2 separate regions of the Homo sapiens genome follow, and region 2 is linked to region 1. A link is a loop called in an ENCODE intact Hi-C map of the cell type or tissue named here. Cell type or tissue: mammary epithelial cell. All regions are shown on one strand.

Region 1 (8,000 bases):
AGATTTATCTATAAGCCCTTGACTGGAGGTGCTGCCTTTCTTTCAGAGATGCCCTGCCCAGAGAGGAAGAATCTAGAGAAGCACTCTGGCTACAGTGGCTTTGGTGAACTGTGGTGGGCTCTGCCCAGTTCAAACTTCCCGGTGGCTTTGTTTACACTGTGAGGGGAAAACCGCCTACTCAAGCCTTAGTAATGGTGGGTACCTCTGCCCCAACCAAGCCCGAGCATCCCAGGTCAACTTCAGACTGCTGTGCTGGCAATGAGAATTTCAAGCCAGTGGATCTTAGCTTGCTGGGCTCCGTGGTGGTGGGCTCTGCTGAGTTAGACCCGTTGGCTCCCTGGCTTCAGCCCCCTTCCAGGGGAGTGAACAATTCTGTCTGCTGGCATTCCAGATGCCACTAGGGTACGAAAAACACTCTTGCAGCTAGCTCAGTGTCTGCCCAAATGGCCACCCAGTTTTGTGCTTGAAACCCAGGGCCCTGGTGGCATAGGCACTTGAGAGAATCTCCTGGTTTGTGGGTTGCAAAGACCATGGGATAAACACAGTATCTGGGCTGGATAGCACTGTTCCTCATGGCACAGTCCCTCATGCTTTTCCTTGGCTAGGAAATGGAGTTCCTTGACCCCTTGTGGTTCTGGGTGAGGCAACACCCCACCCTGCTTCTGCTTGTCCTCCATAGGCTGCACCCACTCTCTAACCAGTCCCAATGGGATGAGCCTTGTACCTCAGTTGGAAATGCAGAAATCACCCACATTCTGCATTGGTCTTGCTGGGAGCTGCAGACAGGAGCTGTTCCTATTCAGCCATCTTGCCAGAGGTCCCCCACAAATGCTTAATTCATTCCAGCATGAACTCAAAAGTCCAAAGTCTCATCTGAGATAAGGCTAGCCTCTTCTGCCTATGAACCTGCAAAATCAAAAACGACATAGTTACTTCCAAGATGCAATGAGGCGTAGGCATTGGGTAAATAATCCCATTCCAAAAGGGAGAAATCAGCCAAATGCAAGTGGTTACAGGCCTCATGCAAGTCCAAAACCCAGCAGGGCAGTCATTAAATCTTAAAGATCCAAAATAATCTCCTTTGACTCCATATCTCACATCTAGGCCACACTGATGCAGGGAGTGGGCTCCCAAGGCCTTAGGCAGTTCTGCCCCTGTGGCTTTACAGTGTATAGCCTCCATGGCTGTTCTCATGGGCTGGCGTTGAGTGCTAGAGGTTTTTCCAGGCATGTGGTGCAAACTGTCAAGGGCTCTACCATTCTGGGGCCTGGAGGACAGTGGCCCTCTTCATAAAGCTCCACTAGGCAATGCCCCATTGCGGACTCTGTGTTGGGGCTCCAATCCCACATTTCCCCTCCACATTACCCTAGTAGAGGTTCTCCATAAGGACTGTGCCCCTGAAGCAGGCTTCTGCCTGGACATCTATGCTTTTCCATACATCCTCTGAAATACAGGCAGAGGCTCCCAAGCCTCAGCAATTGTACTCTGTGTACCCACAGGCTTAACACCACATGGAAGCTGCCAAGGCTAATGGCTTACACCCTTTGGAGTAGCAGCCTGAGGTGTACCTGGGCCCCTTTGAGCCACAGCTAGAGATGGAGCAGCTAGCATGCAAGGAACAGTGTCCTAAGGCTGTGCAGGACACTGGGGCCCTGGGCCTGGTCCATGAAACCATTATTCCCTCCTAGGCCTCTGGGCCTGTGGTGGGAGGGGTTGCGACAAAAGTTTGTAAAATTCCCTGGAGGGCTTTTCCCCATTGTCTTGGGCTATCAGCACTTGCTGTCCTTTTAGTTACACAAATTTGTGCAGCCTGCTTGAATTTCTCCCCAGATAATAGGCTTTTCTCTTCTACCACATAGCCAGGCTACAGATTACCTAAACTTTCACAATCTGCTTCCCCTTTAAATATAAGTTCCAATTTTAGGTCATTTCTTTGCTTACACACATGTGCATAGGTTGTTAGAAGAAGCCAAGCCACATCTTGAACACTTTGCTGCTTACAAACTTTTTCTGCCATATACCCTAAATCATCACTCTCCAGTTCAAAGTTCCACAGATCCCTAGGGCAGGGGTACAGTCAAAACAGGGGTTTTTGCTAAAGCATAGCAAAAGTGATCTTTACTTGAGTTCTCAATAAGTTCCTCATCTTCATCTAAGACCTCATTATCCAGGACTTTAATGTCTATATCACTATCAGCGCTTCGGTCACAACCATTTAACCAGTTTCTAGGGTGTCCCAAATTTTCCCTCACCTTCCTATCATCTTCTGAGCCCTCCAAACTCTTCCAACCTCTGCTCATTACTCAATTTCAAAGTTGCTTCCATATTTTCAGGTATCCTTATAGCAATGCCTTACTCCTCAGTACTAATTTTCTGTATTAGGCCACTCTCTCATTGATATAAAGAAATACCTGAGACTGGGTAATTTATAAAGAAAAGAGGCTTAATTGGCTTACAGTTCCACAGATTGTAGAGGAAGCATGATGCTGGCATCTGCTCAGCTCCTGGGGAGGCTTCAAGAAACTTTCAATCACGGCAGAAGGTGAAATGGCAACAGATATGTCTTACTTAGCTAGAGCAGGAAGAAGTGGGAGGGGGAGGTGCCACACACTTTTAAACAACCAGCTCTTGTGAGAACTCACTCACTCTATAGTACCAAAGAGGGGACGGTGCTAAACCATTAGAAGTCACGCCCATGATCCAATCATCTTCCACCAGGCCCCACCTCCAACACTGGGGATTACTATTTGACATAAGATTTGGGCAAGGATAGAGATCCAAACCATATCATTGATAAATTAATTAATTTTGTTATTTTATGTTTTTCTATGAGTTGACATACTTTTAGATTATCTGTAAAGTTTCACAATGATACTTTGCAAAGACACTTTATACAAAGTTACATACATTTAGATTTATACAAATATACAATAATGATGCTTGGGATAAGATTTATCAGCCTGCCAACCAGCATTTCCCCAGTAATGCAGATTTCTAATTCCTTCAGTCACTTCCTTCCTACAGACTTCCTTTCCATACTTATTCTTGTAACAGTTGATTTGCCTTAGCCAGATAATCTGTGATAACTTCCATTTTCTTTCCTTTCCTTATCTTATGGTATGTTAAAATTTTGATTGGAGCTATGTAATAGTGATTTTTCAAGTTTTAGCATGCATCAGAATACCCTGGAGGACTTGTGAAAACACAGATTGCTGAACCAGCTCAGTAGTTCTGGGGTGGGGCCTGACAATTTGCATTTCTTACCAGGTGCCAGGTGACCCCACTGCTGATGACCTGGGGCAGAGCTTCTAGAATCACAGCTGTAGAACCTTTGGGAATCAAGGATTCTTGCAAAATTATCACAATTGTTGCGAATTGTAACAGACAAAAGTAGGGAGTTTGAAAAAAAAACACACCAGTAAGGACTGGCATTTGACAATGGCTGAAATATTACTTGAACAAATTAGAAAGAAGAAAGACAGGCTGGGCGCAGTGGCTCACACCTGTAATCCCAACACTTTGGGAGGCCAAGGTGGGTGGATCACTTGAACCCGTAAGTTGGAGATCAGCCTGGGCAAACATGACGAAACCCTGCGTTTACAAAAAATACAAAAATTAGCCAGGTGTGGTCACATACAGCTGTAGTCCCAGCTACTTGGGAGGCTGTGGTGGGAGGATCACTTGGGCCCAGAAGGTGGAGGCTGCAGTTAGCCATGATTGCGCCACTGCACTCCAGCCAGGGTGACACAGCAAGGCCCTATTAAAAAAACAAAAAACAAAAAACAACAAAAACAAAAAACAACAACAACAACAATTAGGGGTCAGCAAACTCTAGCCCACAGCCCAAATCTTGTCTGCTGCTTGTTTTGGTAGAGATTGTGAGCTATGTACAAAACTCATATGGCTGAGAGTTTTTAGATTTTAAATTGTTTGGGGAAAAGCAAAAGGAGAATAATATTTCATGATGTGAAAATTATATTAATGTCAAATTTCAGTGTCTACAAACTAAGTTTTGTTGGAACACAGCCACATTCACTGATTACATGTTGTCCAAAGCCACTTTCAAGCTACAATGGCGAATTAGATTAGTTCCAACAGAGACCCTAGATGACCCACAGAGCCTAAAACATTTTCTTACCCAGTTCTTTACAGAGAAAGTTTACTGACCTCTGGTCAAAAATTTGGAAACAGCTTGTTAACCAAAATAATACCAGCTGTTGAACTTCTCTTCATTTAAAGTGATAATGTGGTTTTCTAGCTCCAAATAGGGGCTGTAGTTTACAGCATTTTCCAGATTGGCTTGGCTGAGAAACACTTTCTTTTATGAAACGATTCACACCATACATATTTTAAAGAACACCAAGTTGGGAACTGCCATTTCAAAGCACCCTCAAGATGGTAACATAAACTTAACAAAAAGGAATGAAGAACTAATGGCAAAATTTCAGATTATCTGTGAATAAATTGGAAGGATGGTTCAGGTAAAAAGAGGTTTTGAGTTCTAAATGTCTCACAAATTATACTCACAGGAAATACTGATAGTTCTTCCTTGGAATATAACAATGTGGGTTGGGGTGGTGGGGGCGGGGTAGGGATAACTTTGAGGAAAGAACCTTATCTATTAACACTTCCACTATCTGTACATTGTAAAAATGAAATGGTAATGATAAATGAGCAGAAATGTCACAGAAAAATTTGACTATGTCAGTTCAGCAGAATGTTTGGTAAATGTTAATACACTAAGGATGAGCTTTCTATAGTTGTAATTCCTAAAGCCTTGGGAAATCAGTAAATGTTATATAACAACTATTACTACCATTTCTCTTGGATTTTTAAAATAGGATTAGGCTTTTTTTTTTTTTGAAAGAGTGACAAGTTCTCCTTTTGTGAAATAATAGTGACCTCCAGTGGCCAACTGGTCATAGTACTTTATATTTTCTCAACCTCTCCTGAAAAAAGATTACAGAAATGATAAGCACACTTCTCAGGTTTTTCTGTTGTTCTTTGTTTTGTTTTTGTTTTTGTTTTTGTTTTTGGATGGAATTTTGCTCTGTCACTCAGGCTGGAGTGCAGTGGCACTATCTTTGCTCACTGTAACCTCTGCCTCCTGGGTTCAAGTGACTCTCCTACCTCAGCCTCCCAAGTATTTGGGATTACAGGCATGTGCCACCACACCCAGCTAATTTTTGTATTTTTAGTAGAGATGGGGTTTCACCATGCTGGTCAGGCTGCTCTTGAACTCCTGACCTCGTGATCCGCCTGCCTCAGCCTCCCAAAGTGCTGTGATTACAGGTGTGAGCCACCATGCCTGGCCTTCCCCAGTTTTTAAATGTTAATCCATTTATCTAACAAATATGTATAGAGTTCTGAGCACTAGGAGGGGATAATGGAAAGAATATTGGGTGAAAAGACTGAGATATGAGCCATAGAGCAAATGCAATAACCTCAAAGCTGTTTGACTCTGGACGAGACACTTGACTTGCCTGAGCCTTGGTCTTTTCTCAACACTATTTTGAGTAACAGTGAACTGTTTGTAGAAGCCTTGTTTCTATATGTGGCAGTCTTGTTTATACTATAATGCACGTTGCAAATAGGAGGTGGTAATATGTTATCGTGTAAACTTCCTTAGAGTTTTTTAAACATGATAATAAAACCAAGACATATGGAATCAGTCTAAGAATGAGCAACAGAGGAGATCAGGCCCAAGAAAAGGAGAAATAGAGTGCCTTCTGAAAGCTAAAATATGAAGTCAACTTCAAATGGACTGGAAAAAAAGAAATGTAAAGTTTCCCTAGTCTGGCTAATTCACTGAGACAGACACCATTTCTTGCCACTTGCTTCCCAATTCTCCCTTACTGACAGAGCCCTAGTTTTGCTCTGAGGTTCAACCTGCTCTGTACTATGAATCACTGGTGGCTGAGTCAATCATAATTCTACTCTTCTTCTGAGGGATTGAATTTAGCCATGGTTATATATTATCAAACCCAGGCCAAAGGGATCTGACATCTTCTTCGGTGCAGCAGTATGGATGGCCATTTTAGGAAATATTTTTCTCACTATTTAAAAAGGGTTTCTAGGATGTGACACACCCCTACATTTTTGGGGGGGGAGATATTGTGCACGTGACACCTGAATCCTGCAGCTATCTATGACCATGAGAGGAAACACTGATGAAAACCTGAAGGTAGAAGAGCAAAGAGCAGAAAGCATCTGAGTTTCTGATGACAGTGTTACACTATGGACTCACCCAATCTCAGAAATGTCTACTTAGTGGACAACTTTTAGTTGTGAATTCTGATACTTGCAGCTGAAAGCATCCTTACATATTCACCACAAGGTGTTGCTGCTCTCTAGGCTTGGAAATGCCTGGACCTTAATTGATTATTTTAATCATCTATAGCATATGATCAATTTTTTTTTGAGATAATCTCACTCTACTGCCCAGACTGGAGTGCTGTGGTGCAATCTTGGCTCACTGCAAGCTCTACGTCCCAGGTTCAAGCAATTCTTATGCCTCAGCCTCCTGAGTAGCTGAGATTACAGGTATGTGCCAACACACCTGGTTAATTTTTTTTTTTTTTTTTTTTTTTAGTAGTAGAGACAGGGTTTTGCCATATTGGTCAGGCTGGTCTCAAACTCCTGATCTCAGGCGATCTGCCCACCTCAGCCTCCCAAAGTGCTGGGATTACAGGTGTGAGCCACTGTGCCTGGCCTGCACAAATATTTTTAATTAAATATAATATCAGCCAGGAGCAGTGACTCATGCCTGTAGTCCCAGCTACTTGGGAGGCTGAGATAGGAAGATCACCTAAGCTCGGTCATTCAAGACCAGCCTGGACACATAGAAAGACCTCGTCTCTAAAATAATGTCAAAAAATCAGTCAGGTGTTGTGGCACATGCCTGTAGTCCCTCCTACTCAGGAGGATGAGGCAGGAGGATGGCTTGAGCACAGGAGATCAAGGCTGCAGTGAGCTATGATTGCACCACTGCACTTCAACCTGGATGACAGAGTAAGACCCTGTCTCAGAAATAAATAAATAAATATACTATAATCTTCATATGCATGCAACAATAGAATTTAGACATGAGAAATAAAAATAAAATGTTCAGCTCCCCAACTGACTAAATGGACACTCTCTTGGCCAAGGGGACCTCAGAGAAAGCTTAGAAACAGGGTTTCCAGCCATGATGGGATGGAAGGTCCATGTTGCCTCCTTTTTCCTCCTCCTTCCAGCCATGATGGGATGGAAGGTCCATGTTGCCTCCTTTTTCCTCCTCCTTCCAGCCATGATGGGATGGAAGGTCCATGTTGCCTCCTTTTTCCTCCTCCTTCCAGCCATGATGGGATGGAAGGTCAGGCTCACCTACTTTTTCCTCCTCCCTCACTAACCACCAGACTTTTCTTTCCTAAGAGTTAAACAGAAACCTGTCCTTTTGAAAGACTTGCTCTGCTACTGATTTCAAACAACTGCCTGATACTGCAACCAGACTCCCCTTCGTTTTTGTGGTTTCGGCACAACAATTGACCAGCATTCCTGGCTGGTGAGAGACCACGCACCATGGACTCGTTCTGGCTGTTTACAGGACTGGGCACTGCATGTCTTTGTGTCCTCCATTTCACCTTTTGACATATACAGCCAAATTTTGATGCATTTAAATGTTGTCTCCACCCCAAAGTGAAAATGGGATGTATATAACATTCATGTTTGCTTACTACTCATACTTGCATACCCAATTTTGTGATTATTCCTAGTCCTGCTATACCCTGTTTAATATGTATACTTATCCAACCCATTCAGCATAAATTCCTGTCTCACCCTTCCTCCTTCAAAGTGCCCACTTTCAGTTTCTGCCAGAATCTATGCTTCTCGGCCTGTAGGATGGCCGGCTTGCAGGCTGCAACTCTTTTTAAGGAATAAAGCTCTCGGCCGGTCGTAGTGGCTCACGCCTGTAATCCCAGCATTTTGGGAGGCCGAGGCGGGTGGATCATCTGAGGTCA
Region 2 (8,000 bases), 940 kb before region 1:
GTAGACATCCAAATATATAAATGAAAAATCCAGTCAGTTATCCAAATATTTTGCATATTTTATTTAAAACATATGTATATTTGGAAACATCGAGATGGCTGAGGAATTCTTCATATATTGTTCATATTTGTCATTGCATAGACACATAAAAATGTGTAAAAGGGATTGGCAATAGAGAGGAATATTATGTTATACTGCAGGACAAGCTTAAGTTTGAAAATGTCCCAAAAAGAGTAGATAAAAGTGGAATTAAAATTTTTCACCACCCATTTTTTCACCTAAACTCATTCCAGTAAGTCTTTTATCCATGTAACTTCATGGAAACTTTCTGTCAAGAGCCTGCATTGTTAAACCCAATGCTGAGTCACTTGTCCTCATCTTCCTTGATCTAGTAACAAGTGTGACATAGTTATTTCTTACTTCTTTTGTCACTTGGCTTCCCAGCCACCACACTCTGTGATTTCTCCTGCTCTATGGCTGCTTCTTTTAAATCTCTATTCCTCATTATCTTTCCAACATCTAATGTTGGAGTGACCTAGGATTCAGTCCATGCATGTCTACTCTGCTCCCCAATTGAACACAGCCTAGTTGCTTTAAATACCTGCTATTAACTATCAATCTTCATATCTACATCTCCAGCCCATCTCTCTTCCTTAAACTCTTGTATCCTGCTTAACACCTTAATCTTTGTTCCTGATAAGCCCTTAAAAAAGCTGTTCTTCCTACAGTCTTCCCCATCTACGTTTATATTAATTTCAACCTTTTAGTTGCTTTGGGGAAAAAAATAGCCACCCTTGAGTCGCCTCTTTCACATCCCCTTTCCAGTCCATCAGAAAATCTTACTGGCTCCACTTCCAAAATATATGCCACCAGTTCTCACCACCTGCATTGCTACTACCCTGTGCAAAACCCTTCTTACCTCTTCTAGGTTTTGGCAACAGCTTCCTCCTAGCATCTTTGTTTCTTCTGTCACTTCTCATTTAGTCCATTCGTATCCACTACATCCAAAGTGACTGTTTTAAAATGAAAGTCTCATTATGTGTCTCCTAAAACTCTTCCAGTAACCCCCAATGTTGTTAGTTTTTTTTTTGTTGTTGTTGTTGTTGTTTGTTTGTTTTCAGAATAAAAACCTACATTTTTACGGTGGCCTCTAAGGCACCATACAGTCAACCCCTTTGATCCTTTGATCCTTCTCCACCGCTTTCTCTCACACTTACCTCACTCTGCTCCACACTGACTTCTGCCCCCCATGGACCTCTTGCTGTTTCTTGGGACTTTTTAGTGGCTCTATGCCCTATCTTAAATGCCTTCCCCCTTATAGGTCACTCACTCACCTCCTCTAAGTCTTTGCCTAAATGTCACTTTCTCAGTAAGGCCTTTCTTAAACACCCTCTTTAAAATTGCAATCTCTTGCCCGCTGGAACCCTTCTCTCTTAAAGTTTTTTATAGCCTCTATCATCATGTAGCATGCAATATGTCACTTACATTATTTGACAGGACTCCTTACCAGAATGTAAGCTCCAGGAGGACTAGCACGTTGTTTCTATTCCATTAACATTTGTTGAATGCATGGTATAAGTTGAGTCATTTAGTTGGTTGTTTTAAAGAGTCAAACAGCAGAAAGCTGTTGGATCTTGGAAATAGTTAATGAAGACTATGAAAAGTAACACTATTTCTGTTAATAATTGTTGAGTGATACAAGGATTAAATAGTGAAATTATTTTGGAATTCACATTATCACATTGAAGGTTCTGAGAAAGTCTGTAGGATGGCTGGCAAAGTTTTTCTGTAAAGAGCCAGAAAGTAAATAATTCTAGCATTGTGGGCCATATGATCTCATCACCACTCAACTTGGCTACTATAGGGCAAAATAAGCCATAGACAATATGCAAATCAGGCCAGGCATGGTGGCTCACACCTATAATCCCAGAATTTTGGGAGGCTGAGGTGGGTGGATCACCTGAGATCAGGAGTTTGAGACCAGCCTGGTCAACATGGTGAAAAACTCTCTCTACTAAAAAATACAAAAAATTAGCCAGGCATGGTTGCAGGCACCTCTAATCCCAGCTACTAAGGAGACTGAGGCAGGATAATTGCTTGAACCAGTAAGTGGGAGGTTGCAGTGAGCCAAGATCACGCCATTGCACTCCAGCCTGGGCAACAAGAGCGAAACTCCGTCTCAAAAAATAAAATAAAATAAAATAAAATAAAATAAAATAAAATAAAAATAACATAAAATAAACAAAAAATGGACATGGCTGACTTTTAATAAAAATGTATTTACAAAAATAAAAAAATGTATGACCTGGGGTTAGCCTGCAAGTCATAGTTTGCAAACCCTAATCTATAGTGTCTAAATTAATTTTATTTAAAATAGCTTTTTTTTCATTATGGGAACATACAAAATTATCTGAAACCCTCATTTGCATTTTTTAAATAAGTGTTCCCCAGGACATAGATTAAGAAATACTGACCTAGTCCAACCCCATCATTTGCTATGAGGGACTTGGGGTCATTCACATACCCTTTGGCAGGAGAAGAGAGACTAAATTCCATGTTCTCTGACTCCCAGTCAAATGTTCTTTTAATTTATATGCTGCTGCTCCACCATTGCTGTCTAATGGCTTCTGCAGTGAACTGAAGATTGTAGATTTTTAAATATTGGAATATTTCCAGCACCATACTTTTATTTTCTGTTCATATATTTTTACACACTTGTAATTACAAATTTATTTTAAACTCATTGCAGAAGAAACTCTGATGCACTAATCTTTTGAAGTTTTTAATGCTTTTTTAGCATTAAAAAGATTGAGAGAATTTTTTAACTACTATCTTTAGAAGCACTTCTGTTTCTTTTTAAAAGAAAAAGTGAGAAGAAATAATATCCAATTTTTATTTCCTCAATGCATGTTAAACTACATAGACTTTTAATGTCCCTTAAATTTTAGACACGATCAAATTATGAAATACAAACAGCAGTACAAGCAACAAAGGTAGACACACATATACATATACAAAGGTCCACCTGCTTGGCCAACCAGACATTGATCTATGTTACTATCTATGTTGCAATGTCTGTGTTATTTGGTGGTCTTCATAAATTACAGTCGTCAAATCTTTTAGCTAGCCTTATTCTGTTGTAGTATGTGTAGGTACAAACTTAGATTTTCTTGCCTTTCAATCATCCTTACATTTTCTTCATTATTTTCTCTTCACTGAGGCTCTCATCTTTTTTGAATGTCTAACTCTTGCATTCCAGATTCTACTACTCACGAAAGATTGGCTGGCCTCCCAGTATACCAGTCTAGTAAGTCTGCACATAATGGCATGAAATCAAAAGACATAAATTCAATTGAAAGCTCACTTAGGTGAGTCATTTAGTGTTTTCAATGCCTGCATTTCATTGTCAGCCAAATGAGAATAATTACTTTGTATACACCTTGTACTTCAAAGTAAATTCTACCATTATCTCACCAGGGAAAAGAAGTTAATATTAAAATTTCCACTGTCAATTTCTGTGACTAAAAAGTGTCACATGTACTTATGAATATTAGAGAGATGGTTAAGACGATAATTGTGGTACACTGAGCTTTTCAACAGTTATATTTCTGCTGTGTACAAACAACAGAAACAAACAACAATCTAGTTAAATTTGATCGTGAAGCTTTTTCAATTGTTTGAACCAAATTTCATCCCTATCCAATAGCCTCTCTCCTTCTCTGTCATTTCTATAGTCTTTGCAATCTATGTTGACTTATCTTAATTTTTTCGTGAAATCACTGATTCTCTGATAATCTTTCAAACAAAGCATACTTTTTTCTTTCTGGAATGCTCCTATAGGTGAGCTCCTGAAATCATCATTAGGATAAGTTCTCTGGTCTGACACTGCAAAGTAAGATGGATACTGAAAATATTGAGACTCATCATCCCTTTTGGAAATAAATATCTGAATTTAACTTCTTGTTAACAAGAAGTTGTTAGTATGATGTCCAATCAACAGAAAAACGATTAAAGGTGACTACGTTAGTTCTAACCTTCAATGAAACATCAAATTAAAGACAATTAACAAATTCTTATTTCACTTTTTAGATCCACTTTTCCAACTCTGTAATTCACTCAGCTATTTGGCATAGCACTCTTCCAAACATTCACTCTTTATTTACCATTCTCCTCCTCCCTGAACCACAACTGCAACGTCTTTTGTTTCCAGTCCACTTTTTCTTCAGCCTTTATTTTATCATTCTCCCAATTCTGCATCACAGAATGTCAGATAGAGTGAAACTCTCCTTAGAGGCTAAGTAAGGGTGAGAAATTGAAGTCTCAAGGATAAAATTATCTTTATCAAGTGGGTCGGAAAATAACAGTGTGAGCACATTAATAGATTAATATGTTTTGTTGCCATTGATAAACTGTAAATATATGAGTGTCCCAGATTACCAAATCAGAGACCACATCAAGTCAAAAAAGGGAGCCATATGAATGGAATAAATTATAGGTTTCATATTCTTATTACCTCTTTCCTCATTTTGGAGCCTTCCAACACAGCTTTATTTTCATCATCTTCCTGTATTTTACCTCATTTATACCTAATACCTCAGAAATTATTAATTTAACTTATTCTATATAGTAAGAAAGATTCAAGACCTCATTCTTCCTTGCCTCCAGGAGCCTGAAGAGGTAGGCCACATACTGTGACTATTGGAAAAAGCCCCAATCTTCTCAACCATCTCCCTTTTTCTCTGACTTTCTTACAGTTTGTGATTTAATTCCTTCCACATTATAGGCAGCAGGAGAGGCATGGAAAAGGTGAGCCCTTGGTTTTTGGAGAAGGGCTGGTTATGTGTCTGCCTCCCTGGGCTGTCATCTGACCTTGGTGTATTTCACTAGCAGTCTGGCTCTTGCACGGGCAGGGAGGTAAGACACTGAAATCACCTCAAAAGCTGTGTCCCTTCTCTGCCTAAATTTTGAGAAATCCATTCTTAGTCTGTTTTTCAGACTTCTGTGTGGAGAATGCACTCTCAAGGAGCCATTTATTGCTAGGGCTATCATTGGGGTAAAATGCAGGGATGAGGGAGTTTGACTAGGTGAAACAAAGGAGGCCATTAAACTGCCTTCAGTGCCAGCACCTAGGCCACTTGAGTATGGGCAAAAGTAGTTGTTCACCCAGTTTAACTTGGCTCACAAGAAGACTGAACTGGGGATTTGTGTAAAGCCCTTCTCATACTCCTGTTTCCTTTCCCACTCTGCTCTATCGTCTGTGCTTGAACTATCTTAGGCATCTTGAGGAGACTGGAGTTTAGAGTTGGAGAGCCATTTAACAAATCATCTTTAGATTTTTTGACATGACTTTAAATTGTTTGGAAATTCTGAAATCAAATTATGAATGCTGTCTTTAAAAAAATATAAACAGGAAAAAAATATGTTATCGTCGTATTCTTCTCCCTGAACACCATATTCCATGGTCTCCAATGTATAATGTTGATTGAGGAAATTTTGAAGAATTTTTAATATATTGCTTTGGATATAATTTAAAAATTACTTTTAAAGTTTGTTTTTTTCCTTTTGCTATGGGTGATGCAACCTTGAAATTTGTTTAAGACAAGGCACTGAAAGTGTGTATGTCAAAAATATTCAACGCAGACCAGGATGGGATCTTGACATTTGATTTTTTTGTATTGCCTTCTTCATAAATTGAAAATTGGAAATGCAATTTAAATAAAGCTGGTTTTGGTGGAGTTTTGTCTGTTCTTATTTTTCAAGATTTTACAGTATCTAAAACAACATAATTTTCAGTTTTAAGATATCTCAATGGCTTTTACCTAATTGCATTTGTCTGCTTGCTAGTACAGTTAACTATAATTATTTTAGAATTAATTGTAGAAGAGACTTGATGTTACAGACTATAGTACTCACCAGAGTAGGCAGTGAAAGCAGTGTTCATCATGTTAACTTTTTCATACTTAGAAGTACAAGCTCTTTAAACTGTTTTTATTGTAGCTGTTCTGTTCTGGTTGCTTATTGCCAGATAACAAGCTACCTCAAGTTTACTGTTATAAAATCAGAATCATTTTGTTTATGCTCACAGATTCTGTGGGTTAGGTATCAGAAAGGGAAACTGGGGATGGTTTCTCTCTGCTCCATGATGTCCATGACCTTCAGATGAAAGGAAGAATACCTGGGGGCTGAGAACTGGAGGCATCTGGAGGTTTCTGTACTCACATTCTGGCACCTGGGATAACCTCACTCAAAGGCTGGGCTCAGCTGTGACTGTTGACTTAAGCACCTAAACAAGACCTTCCATGTGGCTTGGGCTTCTTCCAGCATAATGGCTGGGTTCTTATAGGGAGCATCTCAAAATGAGGAATACAGTCGGCAAGTTCCAAGAGAATTATCAGGCAGGAGAGGCATAATCAATTCAGACCTGGCCTCAGAAGCCACAGATCATTACTTCTGTCATACTTCATTAGTCAAAAGATAGTCAGAAGCCCACCCAGATTCAACCTGAGGAGACATACATTCCACGTCTTTCAATAAAAAGTGTCGAAGAATGTAGAACTATGTTTTAAACCCATCACTGCAGGTGTGATAGATTTGCTGCCCTCCAGAAATACTCTGACTTGTCCTTTCCTCATTCTAAATCAACAGTACACATTTGTACTGTGGCTGGTCAATGTTGAATATACATATATAACAATTTGCTTACCTTAGAATGCTTTTGATTGCAAATGACAAAAACTCTTAATTCAAACTAGCTTAAACAATAAAGAAAACTTGCTGATAAACCTCACTGAAAATTCTAGCAGTAAGGTAGGTTTCAAGAGAGGGTTGGTTCAGTGACTCAGCAGTATAAAACAATATCTCAGGATGGGCACGGTGGCTCATGCCTGTAATCCCAGCACTTTGGGAGGCCTAGGCGGGTGGATCACCTGAGGTCAGGAGTTTGAGACCAGCCCAGCCAACATGGCGAAACCCGCATTTCTATAAAAATACAAAAATTAGCCAGGCATGATGGCGGGTGCCTGTAATCCCAGCTACTTGGGAGGCTGAGGCGGGAGAACCCCTTGAACCAGGGAGGCAGAGGTTGCAGTGAGCCGAGGTCACACCACTGCACTCCAGCCTGGGTGATAAAGTAAGACTCTGTCTCAAAAAACAAAAGCAAACAAAAAACAATATCTCCTTTGTATTTTATCATTAGGCTGCTCTTATCTCTTATGTTAATTTTATCCTATGTCTGGTCTTGTGGCTAAAAGATGGCTGTTATGAGCTAACCCCACACTCAACCAAAGGGCTAAGAAGAGGTTCCTTTCCTCTTCAGGAGCTTCACTCAGCTGGAACAGCACAGGCCACTTGCATATCCTTAAAACAGTTGCTAAGATGAGAATTTAGTGCCAACTGGTTTAGATCATGTCTATTCGTGAACTAGTCTTGATTTCAAGGGGTATGGATCACACAAATGGACGTCAGAGTGGGAGTGTGGTGCATCCCATGGCAATTTTGTATCTGCCACTTAGTGTGGGAAGTGAGTAGATTAGGGACTGGGAAGGCAGCCATAATTTCTGATTCATCTTGGAACAGTTTCTGGCCACACAGTTATTTGGCCATAAGAGAATGAAACTATTTGACATCATTAGCATCACAGTTCAGTGAGCTAAAAGGCCACGGTTCCATTCCTGTTTACTTATTAATACCCTGCCTGTGATTCAGGTCGTCAAAGTCAGAGCTCTTCTTGTTGAAGAAACCTATTTGACCTAACAAGGAGGATATAGGCCCTAAAACCTGACTCTCAACTTGATTGTTCTGTTCCATTGGGGAGGTACGAGAATAGTCATGGGGTTTGTGAATGTTTGTGACTGGGGTGTGTGACTGCACGTGTGTGAGGAGACTGTTTCTTACTTTGGATACATTCTGACTTTTACCTGAGAAAGTAGGCTTCCCCTCTGAGGCTGTGAACTCTTTTTTAAGTGCTACTAATATCTTCTGTTTTTCAGAGGTGACACAGA

Evidence for each region. Peaks named below come from ENCODE experiments on the same cell type or tissue, not always from the same donor. Only the 100,000 strongest peaks of a DNase experiment are listed, where the experiment ranks them.
Region 2: it touches region 1 in a loop (13-fold over the local background); 2 of 110 quality-filtered maps call a loop at or near these places.

The regions. Positions count from the first base shown.
Region 1 is chr4:141,155,325-141,163,324 of GRCh38, reverse strand. It overlaps a transcript of RNF150 not described here. Among named protein-coding and RNA genes, the nearest start is that of RNF150, 26 kb to the right of the region's middle. In mammary epithelial cell, CTCF peaks have their summits at 4,902 (motif pointing left) and 6,352 (motif pointing right); no DNase peak of the experiment used is centred here.
Region 2 is chr4:142,091,453-142,099,452 of GRCh38, reverse strand. All of the region lies in intron 23 of INPP4B (inositol polyphosphate-4-phosphatase type II B), which reads left to right. Among named protein-coding and RNA genes, the nearest start is that of IL15, 460 kb to the right of the region's middle. In mammary epithelial cell, no CTCF peak of the experiment used is centred here; DNase peaks (open chromatin) are centred at 3,292 and 7,542; H3K27ac peaks cover 1,374 bases.